2 separate regions of the Homo sapiens genome follow, and region 1 is linked to region 2. Evidence: chromatin loops called from intact Hi-C (ENCODE). Cell type or tissue: IMR-90. All regions are shown on one strand.

What was found. Hi-C counts contacts between places; a loop is a spot of excess contacts. Peaks named below come from ENCODE experiments on the same cell type or tissue, not always from the same donor. Only the 100,000 strongest peaks of a DNase experiment are listed, where the experiment ranks them.
Region 1: a loop joins it to region 2, with 2.3 times the contacts of the local background. A loop is called at or near these places in 1 of 110 quality-filtered maps.

Annotation. Positions count from the first base shown.
Region 1 is chr18:75,407,952-75,410,451 of GRCh38, forward strand. It overlaps SMIM21 (small integral membrane protein 21), which reads right to left. Exons shown (of 3, transcript NM_001037331.3): 3 at 1,525-2,500. It overlaps LOC105372200 (a long non-coding RNA gene), which reads left to right. Exons shown (of 4, transcript XR_935636.3): 2 at 1-122. Among named protein-coding and RNA genes, the nearest start is that of SMIM21, 19 kb to the right of the region's middle. RefSeq lists an enhancer at 509-1,708. In IMR-90, no CTCF peak of the experiment used is centred here; a DNase peak (open chromatin) is centred at 1,120; H3K27ac peaks cover 638 bases.
Region 2 is chr18:75,581,532-75,584,031 of GRCh38, forward strand. No RefSeq gene overlaps it. Among named protein-coding and RNA genes, the nearest start is that of LINC01898, 130 kb to the right of the region's middle. RefSeq lists enhancers at 1,176-1,676, 1,677-2,177. In IMR-90, no CTCF peak of the experiment used is centred here; a DNase peak (open chromatin) is centred at 1,130; H3K27ac peaks cover 1,508 bases.

The DNA.
Region 1 (2,500 bases), 170 kb before region 2:
GCAGCTTTCAGGAGGGCAGGGCAGCACGCTGCAGAGCAGCACTGAATGATGGCTTGGCCTGGCGTCCCTGGTGGCAGCAGTGGCCGCACCAGGCACCGTGTTCTCATTCAACAAAGACTCAGGTTAGTGAGCGAGATGCCTGTACCAAATCTCCCTTCCCTCTTTTTCAAGTTTCTGGATGTTGTGTAATTCTTTTTTGCAGCATTCAGTTCTGCAAGGAGCCTAGTGAATGCTTCCATCAGTGGACTATGAAAGGCATCTGGACAAGCAGTTGCCTCATGGTCTGTACACAATTCATTAATTTGAAAATTACTCCCGGTGACTGTACCTTGCTCTCAGGTCAGACTCAACTAACTCCAGGGAGTCTCATGGTCGGGGCAGGGTACACAGGCCTGGATGGGTTTACTTTGACTGTGCTGTGCTTGCCTGGGCCTGATCAACACCTACCCTCCAGCCCCTGGGGAATTCTGCTCTGCTCCTTACCACTTATTGGCTTGCTCGTGTGAGGGCCTTAAAGGCCATGCTCCCAAAAGTGGGCCTTGAAGACTGGGCTGGCCAAGGGGCCTGGTGCTCCAGAAATTTACCAGAGCACTCAGTTCCATCTACCTCCTTTGGAGTGGTAAGTTGCTCATAGGACTTATGATTGTGCTCATAGGATGTAGTTAGAATGTCTAGTATGTCTGCCCAACTGGATAAGGACCCTGGGGGAAGGAACAGAAGATTTGAGGCCGTGATGCTCCCAGGATAGTTCAAACACAGGCAAGTCCAGCGGCATTGTCGCGGATTTGTTAGAATTGCACAATCTCTGGCCTCACCCAGACCTATGAATCAGAATCTGCATTTAACTAGGTCTGAGAAGTGCTGCTTTTTAAAACTCATCTAAAGTTGGGCAGAGTTAAGCATCCCTGCCCCTGATTTGTAGTGTGTGGCTGCAGTGGGAGCATCCTTGCCTCGCCCTAGTTTGCCGACTTCCTATGGAGGGGATACGGCCTACACAGCCCATTTCTCAAATGCCCATTTCTCCAAACACTCTCCCAGCTGTGACTCATTTGTGTGTCAGGTCTTCGAGTGATGACTCAATACTGAGAAACCCCTTCATGAAGTGTGTCCTTGTGGTCTGATGATGCCACATGCAGTGCTGATGGGACTGATTCATCAGTGATGTGGGGAGATTAATCCCACTCAACCCTTTGTGGGAAGCACTCAAGCTGGCTTCACAGAGCTTTATGTTGACAGAGCTGAGTCTCTCCTCTCCAAATGCCTGTTGGGAAGTACAGGTAGTGCAGATGCAGCCTGGGCGTGTCCTCTGAGTGGGACTAGATCCTTCATGGGAGGACTGAGGGATGTGAACCTGGGGCCTCGATTGTCATCACTGTCACTGCTTCTGAGTGCTTCCTTTTCAGTGTACCCAGGATTCATCTCCTAGTCTGGCAGTGAAGGAGCCTGCCATGTTTTGGTTTGATGCCTTGCCACCCCTGCATGTGTGAAGAGAAGAACACTATAGTGACAAATGAGATGAAAAATGGCTTCCAAGAACTTAATTCAAAGAATTGTAACAGGTCCCCTTCCATAAGCTGGTTTCTTTGTGAACACCATCCATTCATTGTTGACCTCACTGGGTTCACGTGTGATGCAGCGCAATGGGATCTGGACATGAATGTGGGAGATGAAAGACAAAGACAGACTGTTCCATCGGTGACAAGAACTCTGTGTGTGTGTGTGTGTGTGTATGTGTGTAAGAATAGTCTCCATTATAGTATTTTTCTCTGCGACACACAGATGGAGGCTGTGGTGTAAGAGTTACACCTCTGTCATTCCTCCACTTTGTTCCGGGGAGCCCAGCCATCTGCACTCAGGTCCTCAGGTGGATTTGCCCTTTGGTCGTCAGGCTGCACTGTGAGTTCTGAATCCCTGGCTCCCCAGCCGGACTCTTCAGTGCACAGCTGCCACAGGCAACCTGGACGAATCCAGCCAGGCGGATAGAGCAGGGCTCACCTCGTCAAGGACTTTGCAGCCGCCTTAACTTTGAGTCTCCTTGCTTCTGTCAGGAGGTGCCACAACCTTAGACGTAGCTCTTGTTGGTGTTAATTATTTCCTTTTCATTTCCAGCTGGCACAGAGCTTTAGCACCTTAAGTTGCTCAATTTGATCTCTGCACTCAGGAACAAGGTAATTAAGTCAGCCACAATATAAGAAAACTCATCTGCCTCGACTTGTTGCCCGTCTTCAGACAGTGCTCCATCCTAAATCATTTGATAATGTAAGAGGCTTGGTGCAGTTTTCTACTTGACTGAGGGTTAGTTCATTAGGTCACAATCAGTAATTGATTCTCAGTGTGTCTCTGCTGGTTTTATTACAGTAATGAGGACTGTCGGTTTTTTCATCTCCTCTAATATGTTACCCAAACCATCAGCTTCTCAGTTTGGTGTCAGGATGACTTTGACAGGTTGTTAGCAACTATATGATATACAGAACATCACAGAAATATCTCAAACTGTGTT
Region 2 (2,500 bases):
TAGAATGTTGGCCAAGCCACAGTTTAAACCCGTAAGAGACTGTTCTTTTATTATGACTTAATTCAATACAGGCTTAACTAATCTAAAACTTTTTTGTTTTTCAGAGTAATCCTAATACATTTGCACTGGAGCCAAAACCTTCTACTGTGTTTTCAGCAGAATGCAAACGAATGGCACTGATCAAATCTCTTTAAACTGGGAGGGAGCCTGTGGTGGGAACACAGGCCCCTTAGTTGTAGTGACATTGATGATAGTGGGGGAAAGCTTGTCATTTGGCGACTAGTAAGAAAAGCAGAGGGTTTCTCAGTCATGGCTTCTTGCTTAGGACTGGATGGGGACTGAGGAGCATCACTCCAACAATGTATGACTGATGAGGACAAATTGAGAAACCGCGGCTTAGTGCCCATCCTCATGAGAGAAGGCAAAATATAGGCCACATGTCCCCCAAATTCCGGATGCTTGGAAGACAAGAGCCTACAGAAATGCCAAATGGATTCTTAGCATATTTTACAGCAGCTTTGAATAATGTTTTCCTTTTTCATTCCTAATGAATCTAAGCTTTCTTTAAATATATATATTTTTCCCTTCTGCATAAAATCTTTCTGAAAGGACTGATGGATGAGAATTCATAGGTAAGTTCTTTAAGTTCTTTTTTTTATTCTGAGTTTTCTTTCATTCCCCTGCATTTGGAGAGTCTTTCAAACTCCCAATTTTAATGGAAATAAAGTTTGGCAATTCGGGATTTTTCTGTTGCCCACAAGAATCCCCAAATGAGTGTTTGCTCTGTCAGACCCTGTACATCGCAGCAACCTCAAACATAAAAATGCACTATTTCCAAAGCTAATGTCCTTCAAGGTTCATTATGGTGGGTAAACTTTAGTGGTTCAAATGCTCATGATACACACTGTAGAAGAGTTTGCACATTTGAAATCATACTCCACCTCGCAACAGCAAACAGAAAATGCCAAAGGAATGTAAGATACAGAATGATCAAAATAATTTTCATATTATTCACTCCAGGAAAAATGGTTTCTTTGGTTAAAAAATGTAAATTGCTGGTCAGCTTAATCTTCTAAGATTGATGGCAAGTACAGCTGCCATATTGAGTCGGAAAAATAAACTTTGACTCAAACACAAATGTGGTTTTGCCAGCTCGTGTTTAGGGTAAGCCACAACTTTCAGTGTCTCTGGATAGACACAACCATACTCCTTTCCAACTATCTTACTCTGAATTCCTAATTCTTGCAGTTTATTTTCTCTTCATATGACTCAAGAAACACATTTAAAAAAATATAATCACAAAAAGGAGGCAGGAATGTTTAAGGAGGTTTTTATTTGTGTTTGTTTTGCTCAGTGTTTGTCCTTTTCCTGTTCCTGACAAACTGCTTTTAAATTTCTTAAACCAGGGCCTTCTCAAGGGCAAAAGCAGAGAGTTCTGGAAGACATGATGCTTTCTGTCTTTCATAAAAAGTCTGAACTTGGAACTGAGTACAGGGATCGTGAGATGGAAGTGATAGAAAGGAAGCCCCTTCAGATCCAGAGGGAATGAACTTGCGTGGCAGCCAGGCCCACCAGGGCAGTGCCGGGCACGTGGCAAGACCCGAAGACACAGAGGCTCCACTTGCTTAGGGAGGCTGGGCCCAGCCCTGCAAACAGCTCCTGGACCCTAGGTTCAACATGAGAGCCACAGAGAGCCTCTTAGGAGACCACACAAGGAGCACAGACCAAAGACCAGAGCTTCCCAGGTGGCACGCCCTGCTCAGGGACCCCTGCACTGCTCCAGTCCTGGGTGGGTGAGGTGAGAGCTTCCCAGGTGGCACGCCCTGCTTGAGGGTCTCTGCACTGCTCCAGTCCTGGGTAGGTGAGGGGGGGACACCCTGGGATGGCTGAAGATGGGTAAATGCGCTGTTGGCTCCTCTCAGAGTCTTGTGTAATTTGGCATTAGGAGAACAAAGGTTTGGACATTTCTTAAGCATCCTATTATTTAATAGAAAAGTATGCATATTATTAAAGAAGTGAAAAAACAAAACACTTGAAAAGCTCTTGAAAGTTAATGAATGATTAAAATCACCCCTAACTTCACTACTTAGTGATTGTTAACGTTAAGGTGTATATCTTCCTAGCTTATTTTTCTACGTATAAATATATGAATATATGTATATATTTCTTAATAAGTAAGATTTTACTTGGTACATAATTCGGAATCATCTTCTCACATAATATGTAACAGGAACTTTTAAAGTCATTATTAAAAAGAGGTACCATTAATGGATAAATGCTATTCCATCATATGGGTTTAATCTACTTTCTGTCACACTTTCTTTGGCTGATATTACAGCTATGTGGGATGACCTCCAATAAGCTGTGTCCATCCTGTGGTGGGATGGGCCAGACAGAGTCCAGTTCCACCAGGGACCAAGCACATCACTGGATGTCAAGGCCATCGTTGTTGGAGAGGAGGAAGGAGCTGCTGGAGTTCCCTCTCCTGGCATTCCTCTTG